Regions from separate parts of the Homo sapiens genome. Here region 2 is linked to region 1. Evidence: read pairs that join two places in POLR2A ChIA-PET (ENCODE). Cell type or tissue: K562. All regions are shown on one strand. Links, peaks and the distances in the headings refer to the core of each region. The heading gives the core; the rest is flanking DNA.

Evidence for each region. ChIA-PET counts read pairs that join two places held together with the same protein. Peaks named below come from ENCODE experiments on the same cell type or tissue, not always from the same donor. Only the 100,000 strongest peaks of a DNase experiment are listed, where the experiment ranks them.
Region 2: POLR2A ChIA-PET joins it to region 1 with 5 read pairs; 2 of 35 experiments call an interaction of 5 or more read pairs at or near these places.

What each region holds. Positions count from the first base shown.
Region 1 is chr19:50,263,490-50,271,787 of GRCh38, reverse strand. MYH14 (myosin heavy chain 14) reads right to left here. Exons shown (of 43, transcript NM_001145809.2): 23 at 4,780-4,911; 24 at 3,421-3,627; 25 at 242-379. Among named protein-coding and RNA genes, the nearest start is that of KCNC3, 62 kb to the left of the region's middle. In K562, for the core only: no CTCF peak of the experiment used is centred there; DNase peaks (open chromatin) are centred at 1,947 and 4,737.
Region 2 is chr19:50,491,878-50,498,495 of GRCh38, reverse strand. No RefSeq gene overlaps it. Among named protein-coding and RNA genes, the nearest start is that of MYREM, 6.3 kb to the right of the region's middle. RefSeq lists enhancers at 6,211-6,290, 6,331-6,390. In K562, for the core only: no CTCF peak of the experiment used is centred there; a DNase peak (open chromatin) is centred at 6,105; H3K27me3 peaks cover 302 bases.

The DNA.
Region 1 (8,298 bases), core at 1,639-6,638:
TGATCTGCAGCTTCTGGTGTTGTTCTCATCTATGTTTCTGCTCCTTTTCACCCTTCTCTGACCTTCCTCCCCCTACACCTCCCTCTCCTTCCCATTCCCTTGGGGCTATAGACCCATCCCACCCCCACCGGTGCACACCTGAGAACCGCAGTGTGGTAACCCCCATGGCGTGAAGTTCACCATTCATTAACCCACCAATGCACCCCATCCCCACTTTCCCAGCTGCCCTCAGGCCCCCAACCTTGCTCAGCTTGGAATTCTGGTCTTCCAGGAGCAGCAGGTCCTCTTCAAATTTCTTCATTTTTGCCTCTGTCGTCACCTTCTCCAGCTGCAGCTTCTGCCGCGCACCCTCCTCAGCCTCAAGGTGGGCCTCTAGCTCCTGGGGTGGGAAGGCAGGAGGAGTGAGGATACTGGGCCAATAGATGGAGTGTGATGGGGAAGGATGGGAGCGGGGATGGCTGGCCCACGGATCCCCGCGGCTTGTGGTTCAGAGATGTCCATGCCCTGGGTGAGGCCGGGAAGGATCAAACTCTTATTGGCTTTCCCATTTCATTCATTAGCGCAACAAGCATTTATTGAGTGCCTAGTGTATGCCAGGCACGGTTCTAGGCACTGAGGATGGGTAAAAGTGACTGTCCTTCTGCAGTGAGAGATGACCGCACCACTGCACTGAAGTCTGGGTAACAGAGCGAGATCTTGCCTCTGAAAAAAAAAAGGAACACCTATCCTTGTGGAAATCACATTCTTGTGTGGGGGTTAGGGGTACAGATTATAAACTATAAACATAGTAAATAGGTCAGGCGCAGTGGCTCACGCCTGTAATCCCAGGACTTTGGGAGGCCAAGGCAGGCGGATCACGAGGTCAGCAGATCGAGACCATCCTGGCTAACACGGTGAAACCCCATCTCTACTAAAAATACAAAAAATTAGCCGGGCGTGGTGGCGGGTGCCTGTAGTCCCAGCTACTCTGGAGGCTGAGGCAGGAGAATGGCGTGAACCCAGGAGGCAGAGCTTGCAGTGAGCTGAAATCGCGCCACTGCACTCCAGCCTGGGCAACAGAGTGAGACTCTGTCTCAAAAAAAAAATAAATAAATAATAAATAATTTTAAAAATAAAATAAACATAGTAAATACACAAATTATAGAAATGGGTACTGCCAACATGACAGTCATTGGGCACACTGGAAATCAAGACTCAATTTTATTTTTTGAATTTATTTTATTTTATTCTGTTTAAATTTTTTTCTTTTCTTTTTTTTTTTTTTTTGAGACGGAGTTTTGCTCTTGTTGCCCAGGCTGGAGTGCAATGGTGCAGTCTTGGCTCACTGCAATCTCCACCTCCCGGGGTTCAAGTGACTTTCCTGCCTCAGCCTCTCGAGTAGCTGGGATTACAGGCACCCGCTACCACACCTGGCTAATTTTTTGTATTTTTAGTAGAGATGGGGTTTCACCATGTTGGCCAGACTGGCCTTGAACTCCTAACTTCAGGTGATCCACCAACCTCGGCCTCCCAAAGTATTGGGATTACAGGAGTGAGCCATTGCGCCCAGCCTATTTTATTCTGTTTGAGAAAGGTCTCACTCTGTCATCCAGGCTGGAGTGCAGTGGTGCCATCACAGCTCACTGCAGCCTTGACCTCCTGGGCTCAGGTGATCCTCCCACCTCAGGCCTCGTGGGTAGTGTGACAACACCACAGGTGTGTGACACCATGCCTGGCTAATTTTTGTGTTTTTGTTTTTGTAGAGAAAGGGTTTCACTTCATTGCCTAGGCTGGTCTTGAACCTCTGGGCTTAAGAGATCCTCCCAAAGTGCCGGGATTACACATTGAGCCACTGCACCTAGCCAAGACTCAATTTTATGTGCTGCCTTGACATTTGCTAAAAGTAGCAGGGGCCTCAAATGGCCTAAACAGAAGTCCTCCTACTCCCTCTGCTCCCATAGATAAGGTCCCCCAGCCTTATCTGGGGACCCTCCTTATCCTGGGGACCAGGCACAGTGCCTGCTTATCCCTGAGAAGCACATTCCAGCTCCCTGCCAGCCCATGGAATTACTGAAACAAACCAAACACATTTTCCCACGGCACCCAGGGGTCACCTCCACCTGTTGTTGTGACAAAGCCTGTTTCCCACAGCCCCTGCTTGTTCACTCTGCTCTTGAGGGCAACATCCATGTGGCCGTCTGTGGTGTGATGTCGGCCCCCCTCACCTGTCTGGTGCCCAGTGCTGTGTGCTCAGCCATCCCCATAAACCTAGGGTAGGGTCCCTCCCTCACCAAAGGGATCAAGAGAAGTTGATTAAAACACTACTGGGCCGGGCATGGTGGCTCACGCCTGTAATCCCAGCACCTTGGAAGGCTGAGGTGGGCGGATCACCTGAGGTCAGGAGTTCGAGACCAGCCTGGCCAACATACTGAAACCCTGTCTCTACTAAAAATAAAAAAACATTAGCTGGGCATGGTGGCACACACCTGTAATCCCAGATACTGCTGTAGAGGCTGAGGCAGGAGAATTGCTTGAGCCCGGGAGACGGAGGTTGCAGTGAGCTGAGATGGTGCCACTGCACTCCAGCCTGGGCGACAGAGCAAGACTCTGACTCAAAAAAACAAAAAACAAAAAAACATTACTGAGCTTTTGAAATGTGGCTGATGTGGACTGATGAACTAAATTTTCTGTCTTATTTAATTTTATTTATTTTAAATTTAAAACCAGACACCCAATCACTGAAAAGCTTTTAAGCATGTTTGGAACAACTTGGCCATGTGAATCTAGTTTTTATAAACTGCAGAAATTATGAAATAGAAATACAGATCAAGTATTTCCAATGAAAATTTAGCATCTGAATTGAGATGTGCTGTAGTGTAAAATACACACTAGATTTTGAAGGGGAACCATGAGGGCAGCCTGCCCGTGAATGCAGCCAGGAGACGGAGAGAGGGGGAGTACTGAGAACATTGCCTGAATGCCTGGATCCAGCCATGCCTGAAGCTAAGGACATCACTTGGGCACCTGGATCCAGCCATGCCTGAAGCTGAGGATATCACTTGGATGCCTGGATCCAGCCATGCCTGAAGCTGAGGACATCACTTAGGCGCCTGGATCCAGCCATGCCTGAAGCTGAGGATATCACTTGGATTCCTGCATCCAGCCATGCCTGAAGCTGAGGAAATCACTCAGACACCTGGATCCAGCCAGGCCTGAAGCTGAACATATCACTTGGATGCCTGGATCCATCCATAGGTGAAGCTCACACATTTTAAGGTCTCCCGCGATCTGAATCAAAAATGTATTCTTTTTGCAAATTCACTTAGAACTGAGTTTTCTACAAATTCATGGCCCAAAGACACACGGTTTGTAGAAGCAAAGGTGGATGGTGTAGACAGAGGGGTCTGGAGGGTGGCCTGGTGGGCATGCAAGGGGCCAGACCTGTATGTGCTGCTGCAGCCTCTTCTTCTCGGTTTGCATTTGACGGCTGCACTCCTCCTCCTCGCCCACGCGAGCCTCCAGCTCTGACACCACCAGCTCCAGCTCCTGCTTGCGGGCTGCCAGCCTCCCCCGCGTCTCCTCGGCCTCTGCACACAGTTCTGCCTCTGCTCGCAATTGCTCTGCCAGGCGGGCGCGCTCCTCTTCCAGCTGGGGAGTGTGTGGGAGGTTAGTGGTCAGCAGGCAGTGCTCCCAGGGCAACCTGCACTGGGTGCCTACTGCCTTGTAACTTGCTTTGGCCTTTAAGTTCTCCAGGGCAGGACTGAGGGGCAGGAGGACACGGTGTCCCCACCTCCTCCCCCTCAGGTCCCCATCTCAGGATGAGCCCACATCCCCCTAATCACTAAGTCAGAATCCTGGGGATGCCCTCCCTCACCTCTCACAGCCATCAGTCTGCACCCCTGCTCTCTCTGGCCCCTCCTCTCTGTCCCTACAGCCCCAACAGGCTCAGGTCTTTCCTTCTCTCACCTGTCTCTCTCCAGCCTCCTCCCCAGCCTCCCAGACTCTAGCCTTTCCCCTTCCAGTCCATCCTTCAAATAACCCCCGAGGGGTCTTTCTACTACCTCACATTTCATTTAATACATTTCATACCTAAAATGTAACCACAGGAAATAATGCAGAAAAGGCAAACAGAAAAATGCTCAAGAAGGGGTTTGTTCTAGCATTATTATTATTATTATTATTATTTTTGAGACAGAGTCTCACTCTGCCGACCAGGCTGGAGTGCGGTGGCGCCATCTCGGCTCACTGCAACCTCCACCTCCCAGAGTAGCTGGGATTACAGGCGTGCGCCATCACACCCGGCTAATTTTTGCATTTTTAGTAGAGACGGGGTTTCACCATGTTGGCCAGAGTGGTCTTGAACTCCTGACCTCAGGTGATCTGCCCGCGTCAGCCTCCCAAATGTTCTAGCATTATTTTAAGATAGCTGAAATACTGGAAACAGTTATAAGTTCGCCACCTGCATACCATAGCCCGGCCACAGCTGAGGCCCCTGCCCCCAGATCCTACAGCCCAGCTCCATTCTGGCTCTGCAGGACTCTCCCACCCCACCCCTACCCGGCCCATACCCTGGCTACACCCCCAGGGCCCTGCTCCCTGTACGTCACGACTCAACCAAACTAAACAGCCCCAATCCCCGCCCGGCCTCAGTACACCTTAGCTTTGCTCCCATCCTCCCGACAGCCCTGCCTGGGCACAGGCTGGCTCAGCCGGAAGCCCCGCCCCTCACACCTGGCTCCACCCATGCGACACAGCCCCACCCCGAAGACACGCCCCCACGCCCTGCCCCCGCCCCCTCACCTGTGCCACTCGGCCCTGGAGCTCCCCAACTTCGCGGGCGCTCTGCTGCTGTAGCTCCTGCACTTTCTGCAGCTCCTGGGCCCGTGCCTGCAGCACCTCATCCTGCCGCGTCACCTGCAGCAGTGGCTTCACCTAGGTGGAGGTGAAAGGGGTGGAATGGCTGACTTCAGGCGCCAAGACCTCACACTCTTAGTGGGGTTTGAGTTTCTGGGTTCAAATCCCTTCTCCTCCACCTATTAGCTGTGTGTCCCCGCCTTGGCAACAGTCCCTGGTCACAGGCCTAGAACACTGACAGGTACAGGCAAGCACCACTAAATACACTATTGATCTATCTAATCTCTCTGGCTAAAGGATCCTTCCACATCCAAGAGACACTGTGTACTGTGGCTGCTGCTATTCTGTGGAACAGTCCTTCCTTCCTTCCTTTTTTCCTCCCTTCCTTCCTTCCTTTCGACAGAGTCTTGCTCTCTCGCCCAGGCTGGAGTGCAGTGGTGGGATCTCGGCTCACTGCAACCTCTGCCTCCCAGGTTCAAGCGATTCTCCTGCCTCAGCCTCCCGAGTAGCTGGGATTACAGGCGTATGCCACCACGTCCGGCTAATTTTTGTGCTTTCAGTAGAGAGGGTTTCGCTATGTTGGCCAGGCTGGTCTCCAACTCCCGGCCTCAAGTAATCCACCCACCTCAGCCTCCCAAAGTGTTGGGATATAGGCATGAGCCACCATGCCTGGCCAAAGGCCAGTGTTTCTTAAGCCTGTTAGTCCAAGGTCCTTAGTGAGAGATGAGCTTTACATGGCATGATTCAGGCTGCAGTGACAGAGGTACACACAGAACTGAAACAAAAATTTCACAAAACCTCGTCGCCCTTGCTAAGTGAGATCTGCTCTGATAATTTCTGTTCAATCATATTCTACTCCGTTCTACACAAGTCTACTTGATTCTTTTCCTCTCCACCCAATTCTGTATCCCTTCTATTCTCTCCTTTTCTGCCCCGACTCCTTGCATCTTTCGCAGGTATCATTCACATTTCTCAAATGATGCCAATCAAATCCTACTTGACCCCAACCCCCAACACCTAAGGTAGGCAAACTTTTTCTTCAAGGGCCAGGCAGGAAATATTTGAGATTTTACAGGCCACCCTGGCTGTTTTTTATTTATTATTAATTTTTATTTTTATTTATTTATTTATTTTGAGACAGAGTCTCACTCTGTCACCCAGGCTGGAGTGCAGTGGTGCGATCTTGGCTCACTGCAACCTTCACCTTCCAAGTTCAAGCGATTCACCTGCCTCAGCCTCCTGAGTAGCTGGGATTACAGGTGCCTGACACCACATCCAGCTAATTTTTGTATTTTTAGTAGTGACAGGGTTCCATCATATTGGCCAGGCTGGGCTCAAACCCCTGACCTGAAGTGATCCACCTGCCTCAGCCTCCCAAACTGCTGGGATTACAGGCATACGCCTCCGTGCCTGGCCAGTTTTTAATTTTGATTTATTTTTTCAAGACAGGGTCTCACTCTTGTCACCCAAGCTGTAGTGCAGTGATGCGATCATGGCTTACTGTAGCCTCATACTCCTGGGCTTAAGCAATCCTTCGTCCCAAGTAGCTGGGACTACAGGTGTGCACCACTACACCCAGTTTTTGTTTTTGTTTTTTTTTTTTTTGTAGAGATGAGGGTCTCACTTTGTTGCCCAGGCTGGTCTTGAACTCTTGGGCTCAAGTGATGCTCCTGCCTTGGCCTCCCGAAGTGCTGGGATTACAGGTGTGAGCCCCTAACCTCAGCTTCTGGCTGTTTACCTACTCCACTCAGCTGCTGTAGCTCAGATGCAGCTGCAGACACCATGCTAACGAAAGGGCTTTTGCAAAAACAGCCATCTGGCCCACAGGCCGCAGTGCAGCAACTCTTGTCCCAGACTGTGAGCTCCATGGTGGCAGGACCTTGTCTCTTTTTAATCACCATTTACCCCAGCCTCTATAAAAGTTCTGGGCACATAGTAGGTGCTCAGTTAACACTGACCAAGGGAATGCAGGCTGATCTCTCAGACATCGTATTCAGAATTACATTACTGCCCCCAAAACCTCCATCCTTCTCATTCCTTTCCAATTTCCCCCTGGGGGAACACCTAGTCCCTGAGCTCCATGGTGCATGGCGACCTGGCTTGGCACCCTCTGCTTTGGGTAGGCATGTGATGCCAGCCTGGCTCATCTGATCCCTACTAACTGGCTCTGGGATGGTCACATGACTCCAGCTGGGCCAATGAGCATGAAACCTGGGAATCTGGCTGGAGCTCTATGATAAGAGAGACCAGGCTGGCCAAGGTTGTTAGGGGCAAGACTCCATCTGCTGGTGGCCCCTGTGTGGAAAGCCTCTGTTGGTGATCATCACGGAGGAAAGCCAAGCGGGAGACGCAGAACACTGCATACTGACGTCACTGTTTGGACCCTTGTGCAGTAAAGGGTTAACTCAGCAGACCTGGGTTGTCCAAACCCCACACATTCCTAAGAAAAGTCTGGCCCTTGATGGGCTCCTGGGAGGTTACCTCTAAGTCCTTAGAATGTCCCATCTGATAAGAGTGTCTTGGTTTACCTGGGGCCTTGGGCCACCCTGGATAGTCTATGCTAACGATGGGATCTGTGGTGGGGGCCCTGGGCCACATGGCATCAGTTTGACTCTGGAGGGGCTGGAGACTGAGTAACTGAGGTCACCATGTGTGTGACCTTGTCCATGCCTGTGTGACCAGCCCCAGGAAAAACGCTGGACATCAAGGCTCAGGTGAGCTTCCCTGGTTGGCAATACTCCGTGCATATTATCATACTTCATTGCTGGGAACAGCTAAGTGTTGTCCACAGAACTTCACTGGGAGAGAGCAGCTGTAGGCTCATGCTTGGTCTCTCCGAGACACTTATGTACTTTTTTTTTTTTTTTAACCTTTGCTCTTTTTTTTTTTTTTTTTTTTTGAGACAGAGTTTTGCTGTATTGCCCAGGCTACATGTAGTGACACTATCTTGGCTCACTGCAACCTCCACCTCCTAGGTTTGAGTGATTCTCCTGCCTCAGCCTCCCAAGTAGCTGGGACTACAGGCACCTGCCACCATGCCCAGCTAATTTTTGTATCTTTAGTAGAGACAGGATTTCCCCATATTGGCCAGGCTGGTCTCGAACTCCTGATCTCAAGTGATCCGCCCGCCTCGGCCTCTCACACTGCTGGGATTACAGGTGTGAGCCACAGCACCCAGCACCTTTGCTGTTTTCAATCTGTATCTTTGTATTGTGATAAACTGTAGCTGTGAGTACAGCAGCTTTTCTAAGTTCTGTGAGTCCTTCCAGCAAATCCTTGAACAGAAGTCTTGGGGACCCCTGGATCCAGGTGCAGCCCACATTGTCTTGAATCTTTGATCCATGTTGGTTCGAGTCAGATTTTTCTTGTTGCTTGCTAACTAAAGAATCCCAGCTAGCAAAGCCTGGGCCGACTGGCCCCATTTTAGTGATGCAGAAAACTGAGGCCCACATGGAGGAAGTCACT
Region 2 (6,618 bases), core at 1,619-6,618, 230 kb before region 1:
CTGCCTCATCTCCCTCTCCTCACTGTCTCTGTCTCTCATTCTCCCTATCGTTCTCTCCATCTCTCTCTCCTCCTTCTCGTCTGTTTCTCTCTGTCTCTCCATCTGTCTCATCTGTCTCTTCCTCCCACCTCTTTTCTGTGTCTCTGTCTCCTCCCCCCAACTTTCTCTCAGTCTCCCTCAGCACCCCCTGTTTCTCTTTCTTACTCTCCCTTTTCTCCCCATCTCTCTGTCTCTCCCTGGCTTTGTATCTCTGTGTCTCTTTCTCTCTGTCTTCTTCTATCTCTGTCTCTCCCCATCTTCTGTCTCTGCCTCTCCTCCACTTCTTTCTCTGCCTCTCCCCCACTTCTCTGTCTCTCCCCCACTTCTATCTCTGACTCTCCCCCACTTCTCTGTCTCTCTCTCCCCCACTTCTCTCTGTCTCTGTTTCTCCCCCACTTCTATCTCTGTCTCTCCCCCATTTCTCTCTCTGTCTCTCCCCACTTCTCTCTGTCTCTCCCCATTTCTATCTGTCTCTCCCCCATTTCTATTTCTGACTCTCCCCCACTTCTCTGCCTCTGTCTGTCCCCCACTTCTCTCTGTCTCTCTCCCCCATTTCTATCTCTGTCTCTCCCCCACTTCTCTCTGTCTCTGTCTCTCCCCATTTCTATCTCTGTCTCTCTCCCACTTCTGTCTCTCCCCCATTTCTATCTCTCTCTCCCCCACTTCTCTGTCTCTGTCTCCCCCACTATCTCTGTCTCTCCCCCACTTCTCTCTGTCTCTCCCCCACTTCTCTGTCTCTGTCTCCCCCACTTCTATCTCTGTCTCTCCATTTCTCTCTGTCTCTGTCTCTCCCCCACTTCTCTCTGTCTCTCCTCCACTTCCTCTATCTCTGTCTCTCCCCCATTTCTCTGTCTCTGTCTCTCCCCCACTTCTCTCTGTCTCTCCCCCACTTCTATCTCTGTCTCTCCTCTACTTCTCTCTGTCTCTGCCTCTCCCCCACTTCTATCTCTGTCTCTTCCCCATTTCTATCTCTGACTGTCCCCCACTTCTCTCTGCCTCTCTCCCACCATTTCTCTCTGTCTCTGTCTCTACCCCCATTTCTGTCTCTGTCTCTCCCCCCATTTCTCTCCATCTCTGTCTGTCTCTCCTGTCTCTGACTCCTCCTCTCTCCCCAGCTCCCTGGACGAAGCCCTCCGGGGCCTCTGCGGTCCCTGCTGAATAAAGCTGTTTCTGTCCTCACCTCTCTCCCTTCTGCGCCTCCTTCTTTCCTTCCTCACTCCTCTGCCTCTCAGCTCGGCCCCCCAGCCCTGATCCTGGGTATAGGGGGTGGGAATTCTGGAGCTGGGGGTGGGGGCTCCTCCCTCCCAGAGACAGAGATGGATGCAGAGAGAGAACCAGAGACAGGCACGGAAAGAGACAGAGAGAGACAGAGCGAGACAGAGACAAGATGGGGGCCGTAAGCTCAGAAATGAGAGAGACAGCAGGTCACAGAGACACAGCACGTGAGAGACAGGGAGACACAGAGAGACTCAGAGACAGACAGACCAGACAGCGCCCCCACTCCAATACACACAAACAGACACAGGGGACAAGAGCCGGTCAGGGCTGGACAGCCTCCCCTCCCCCTCCAGGCCAGGCCAGGCCAGGCGGTGCCAGGCCCAGGACAATGGGCCCTTGTCAGGGCTCCGGAGGAGCCAGCCAGCTGGGGAGGCCTGTGGGCTGGGCCACGGAGGAGGGTCGGCCACAGCGGCTGCTGGGTTGGGGAAGGTGCACCTCCTGCGGGCCTGGCCCACGGCCTCCACCCTCAGACTCTCCTTCTCCCCTGGCCTCCCTTCCTGGGGTCTCCACCTACTCCCAGCCTGCTTTCTCTGCTCTGCCTGGGGAAGGGGACAGGCATTTATGGAGTACCTGCTGTATGCACCCAAAATGCCTCCTCGCCTCTCCTCACACACTCCGTCTCCCGCCACGGGTGTGCCGTCCTCGGGTGTGCCCGCCTCGGGTGTGCCCGCCTCGGGTGTGCCGTCCTCGGCGCCCTCTACTTGTTCCTCCTGTGCCTCTGGCTCCTTCCATGGAAGAAACGGGCAATTATTAAGCACCTGATGCTTGGCAGGCAATTCCCCTAACCGCGTCTGCACTTTCCATCCTTCTTGCTTTCCTGTCCCTTCTGCCCCAGTTCCTTTCTCTTTCTGATTTGCTTGGTCTCTCCTGGGAAGGAAACGGGCATCTACTGAGCATCTGCTATGCGCCGAGGAGTTGAGGAACATGGCTCCTCTCTCGCTACCTTCTTTCCTCCCCCCACCCCCATTCCTTTCTTTCTTTTTTTCTTTCTAGGACAGGGTCTCACTCCGTCGCTCAGGTTGGAGCGCACACAATCGCAGCTCACTGCAGCCTCGACTTCCTGGGCTCAAGCAGTCCTCCCACCCCAGCCTCCCAAGTAGCTGGAACTCCACACACCACCATTCCTGGCTAATTTTTGTATTATTATTATTATTTGAGATGGAGTTTTGCTCTTGCCGCCCAGGCTGGAGTGCAATGGCGTGATCTCAGCTCATTGCAACCTCCACCTCCTGGGTTCAAGCGATTCTCCTGCCTCAGCCTCCCGAGTAGCTGGGATTACAGGCACCCGCCACCACGCCTGGATAATTTTTAAGTATTTTTAGTAGAGACGGGGTTTCACCATGTTGGTCAGGCTGGTCTTCAACTCCTGACCTCAGGTGATCCACCCACCTTGGCTCCCAAAGTGCTGGAATTACAGGAATGAGCCACCGCACCCAGCCTAATTTTTGTATTTTTTGTAGAGACAGGGTCTCTCTACGTTGGCCAGGCTGGTCTCGAACTCTTGGGCTCAAGCGATCCTCCCACCTCTGCCTCTCAAAGTGCTAGGATTACAGACATGAGCCACGGCGCCTGGCCCCTTTCTTTCCTCTCTATTGGTGTCCTCTCCTTTCTGACTTTCTGCTCTCTCCTGGCAGAGGGAGTGGACACATTTTGAGCACTTACTGTGTACTAAACACCTTACATACCTCTCTCCTCACTCTCTTCCTCCCCGGTCCCTCTTCTGTCCTTTCCTTGTGTTTCTGAGCTCTCTGCCCTCTTCCAAGGCAAGGACTACATTTATTGAGCACTTCTGGTATGCAAGCAATTATGTCCTTTCTCTCCTCTCCTCTTGCCCTTCAGTCTCCACTGACTCCACCAGTCTCTGCTTCTTTCTGCTCTGTGCCAGGGAAGAAAATGGGCATTTATTGAGTACCTATTGTGTGCCAGACAGTTTTCTTATTCTCCCCTAACCCTTCACTTCGCCTTCTTCCCTTATCTCTAACTTCTTTCTGTCCCATCGGCTCTTTCTCGGGGACAAAGACAAGCAATTATGGGGCACCTACTGTATGCCAGGCAATTAACATCCCTCCTCATCTCCTACCTCTTTCTCGCTGCCCCTCTTGCTCTGCCAGCTTATCCCCTTGCTGTTCTCTGGGTCCTTTTCTGGGGAAGGGTACAGGTGTTTATTGAGTGCCTCCTGTGTGCCCCATGGTTTACCTGCAATGCCCCCTCCCTGCGTATCCTCTCCTCTGCCACACTCCTCTCACTGATCCCTCCTCCCTCTGCTCCTCCACCCCCACGGAGGCCTCCTGGGCCAACCTTTTCCTCTCATTCCTGTCTGTGCCTTCATTTCTGTCTTGTTCTCTTGCTCCTCCAAGGACGACAATGTGCATTTATTGAGTGCCTCCTGTGTGCCCACCACCTCACCAGTGTACTTGTTCTCATTTCCTCTCTTCTCCCTGCCTCCTTCTCTCCACCAGCTTCTCCCCCTCCTCTCTGCCCTGCCAGCTCTTTCCTGAGGGAGGAAATAGGCATGTATTGAGTGCCTACTGTATGCTGCCGCTTCATCTACACTGTCTGCTTGCCTCACAGGCTCTGTTCTCCCTTCTCTCCTTTTCTCCTTCTCTCCGCTTGCTCCCTTCCTCCTGGCTGCTTTCTCTGTGCTTGCTGCCAGGGAGGAGAATGGGCATTTATTAGGCACCCACTGTGTATTAGTCACTTTACATATATTGTCTCCTTCCCACACAACAGTCTCTTCTATTCTCTCTGCTGGAGTTTCCTCCTCCTCCTCCTCCTCCTCCTCTCTTCCTCCTCTTCTCCTTCCTCCTCCTCTTCCTCCTTCTCTTCCTCCTCTTCCTCCTCTCCTCACTCCTCCTTTACTTTCTCCTGTCTCTTGGGGAAAAGAAATAACACTTAACAAACACCTACTGGTCTGCTTCACACTTTCCACCCGTGCCTCTCTCTCTTTTTTTTTTTTTTTTTTTGAGATGGAGTCTTGCTCTGTCGCCCAGGCTGGAGTGCAGGGGGGCAATCTGAGCTCACTGCAACCTCTGCCTCCCGGGTTCAAGCGATTCTCCTGTCTCAGCCTCCTGAGTAGCTGGGATTACAGGCACCCACCAACATGCTCGGCTAATTTTTTGTATTTTAGTAGAGACGGGGTTTCACCGTGTTGCCCAAGCTGGTCTCGAACTCCTGAGCTCAGGCAATCCACCTGCCTAGGCCTCCCAAAGTGCTGGGATTACAGGCGTGAGCCACCGTGCCTGGCTCTATGTCCCTCTCTTTAGGCTGCCTCTCCTTCTGCTTTTGCTCTGCGGGACTTTCTTCTTCTCCCTTTTCATGTGGTCCTGAAGGGCCTGGGCAGTTATTGAGCACCGACTGTGTGCCAGGCTTTTTATAGATACAGCCTCCCCTTCTCACCCTCGATTCCCCCTTTCTCTTCCTCTCTCTGCCTTCCTACTCTCTGTGCTCTCCCCTAGGAAAGGGGAAGGGCACCAATTGAGCGCCAACTGTGTACCAAGGCGACTCTCTTTAGCCCCTTCCTTTCCCCTCAGCCGCCACAGCCCTAGAAGGGGTGGCCAGCTACACCGTGCGGGGCTGCAGGAAAGAGGAGGAGGAAGGAGGATGTGGGCTGCAGCCTGATTTCTCCCTTGGAAAAATATGTGGACGACAATGGCTACTCCCTCCCAGGTCAGGGTGGGGTGGGGGAGGCTGAAGGAGGCCTGGAGGGACTCTAGGAAGGAACACTCTAGAATCTGAGCCTGAGAGGCAGCCCGTGCCCATGGAGGGGACGCTTCTGCTGCCAGTCACCACACTGGATTCAAGCCTGAGCCTCCTTCCTCCACCTCCCTCTCCCCTCCGCAGGCCTTCCTGCCCTGCAGACACTTGGCGGGTGGTCCCTGGACTCCTCACCACCTGAGGGAGCAGATGAGGAAACTGAGGCTCGGGCGGGAAAGAGGATTTGCCCCTCCCCATTCTCCTTCTACCTCTCCTCTGTGACCCCCTTCCTCTGTCTCTCTCGCCCTCTCCTCTCTCCCATTCTCTGAATCTCTCCCCCAACCCCTGCTCCCACTCTGTTCCTGTCTCTGCATGCCCCCAAATTCCCTTTTTTTTTTTTTTTTTTTTTTTTTGAGATGGGGACTCGCTCTGTCGCCCAGGCTGGAGTGCAATGGAGCGATCTCAGCTCACCGCAACCTCCTCCTCCCTCTTACTCCACCTCCTCCTCTTTCCTCCTTCCTCATCTTTCCTTCTCCTTCTTCCTCCTTCCTCTTACTCCCTCCTCCTTCCTCCTCCTTTCCCTCTTTCCTCTTCCTCCTCCCTCCTCCTCCTCACCCCTCCTCCCCCTTTCCTCCTCCTCTCCCTCTTTCCTCTTCTTCCTCCCTCCTCCTCCTTCCTCTTTCCTCCTCCTCTTTCCTCCTCCTCCTCACCCCTCCTCCCCCTTTCCTCCTCCTCCCCCTTCCTCCTCTTTCCTCTTCCTCCTTCTTCCTTCTCCTCCTCCTCTTTCCTCTCCCCCCTCCTCCTCCCCCTATCCATAACACACACACACACAGGCTGTCCCTGTCCCTGTGTGTCCTCTCTTCGGCTGGATCCTCAGTGTTTCCTCCTCTCTAGGTCTTGCACACACTGCTCCTCCCTTGGGCGATATTCCAGTCCTCCACACGCTTCCACCCAGCCCCACCTTTTCCTGATTGTCCACCTTGTGGCTCTCAGCCTTTCTGGAATCTTCTCCCTTGTCCTCCAGACTGCCACCCCCCACTGTCTTCTGCCCTCTCCTTCCCCTGCGCTAGGTCCTCCTCCTCATCCCCGCCCTGTCATTTCCTCATCGTCTGTACCCAACCCCCAGAGGAGGCGCTGATGGGGCCCCAGTCTCACTGTGCCCGTCCACAGCAACCGACTGTGTCAGAAGGAGACAAGGGGGCCGGGGACAAGGGGCAGCACTGTGGTTAGGGCCTGTGCCCTTGGTCTCCCTCCCTCCTCTGCCTCCTTTGCCTCCAGTTTCTGTCCCTTGGATTTGCCTCTCCTCTTTCCTCTCACTCCTGCCTCCCCTTCCTCTCCCTGCACCTTCAGTGAGTTCCACCTGGCTTCCCCTCCACACGCTCCTGGTGGCTTCTCTTTGGCGCTTCTCTCTCTCTCTCTCTCTCTCTCTCTCTCTCTCTCTCTCTCCCTGTCTCTCCCATCTCTCGCTGTCTCTGTCTCATTTTCTCAGTCCGTCTCTGTCTCTCTCGCTCTGTCTCTCTCACTCTCTTGCCATCATTGTCTCTGTTTCTCTCGCTGTCTCTTTCTTTCTCACTCTCTCGCCATCATTTTGTCTGTTTCTCTCACTGT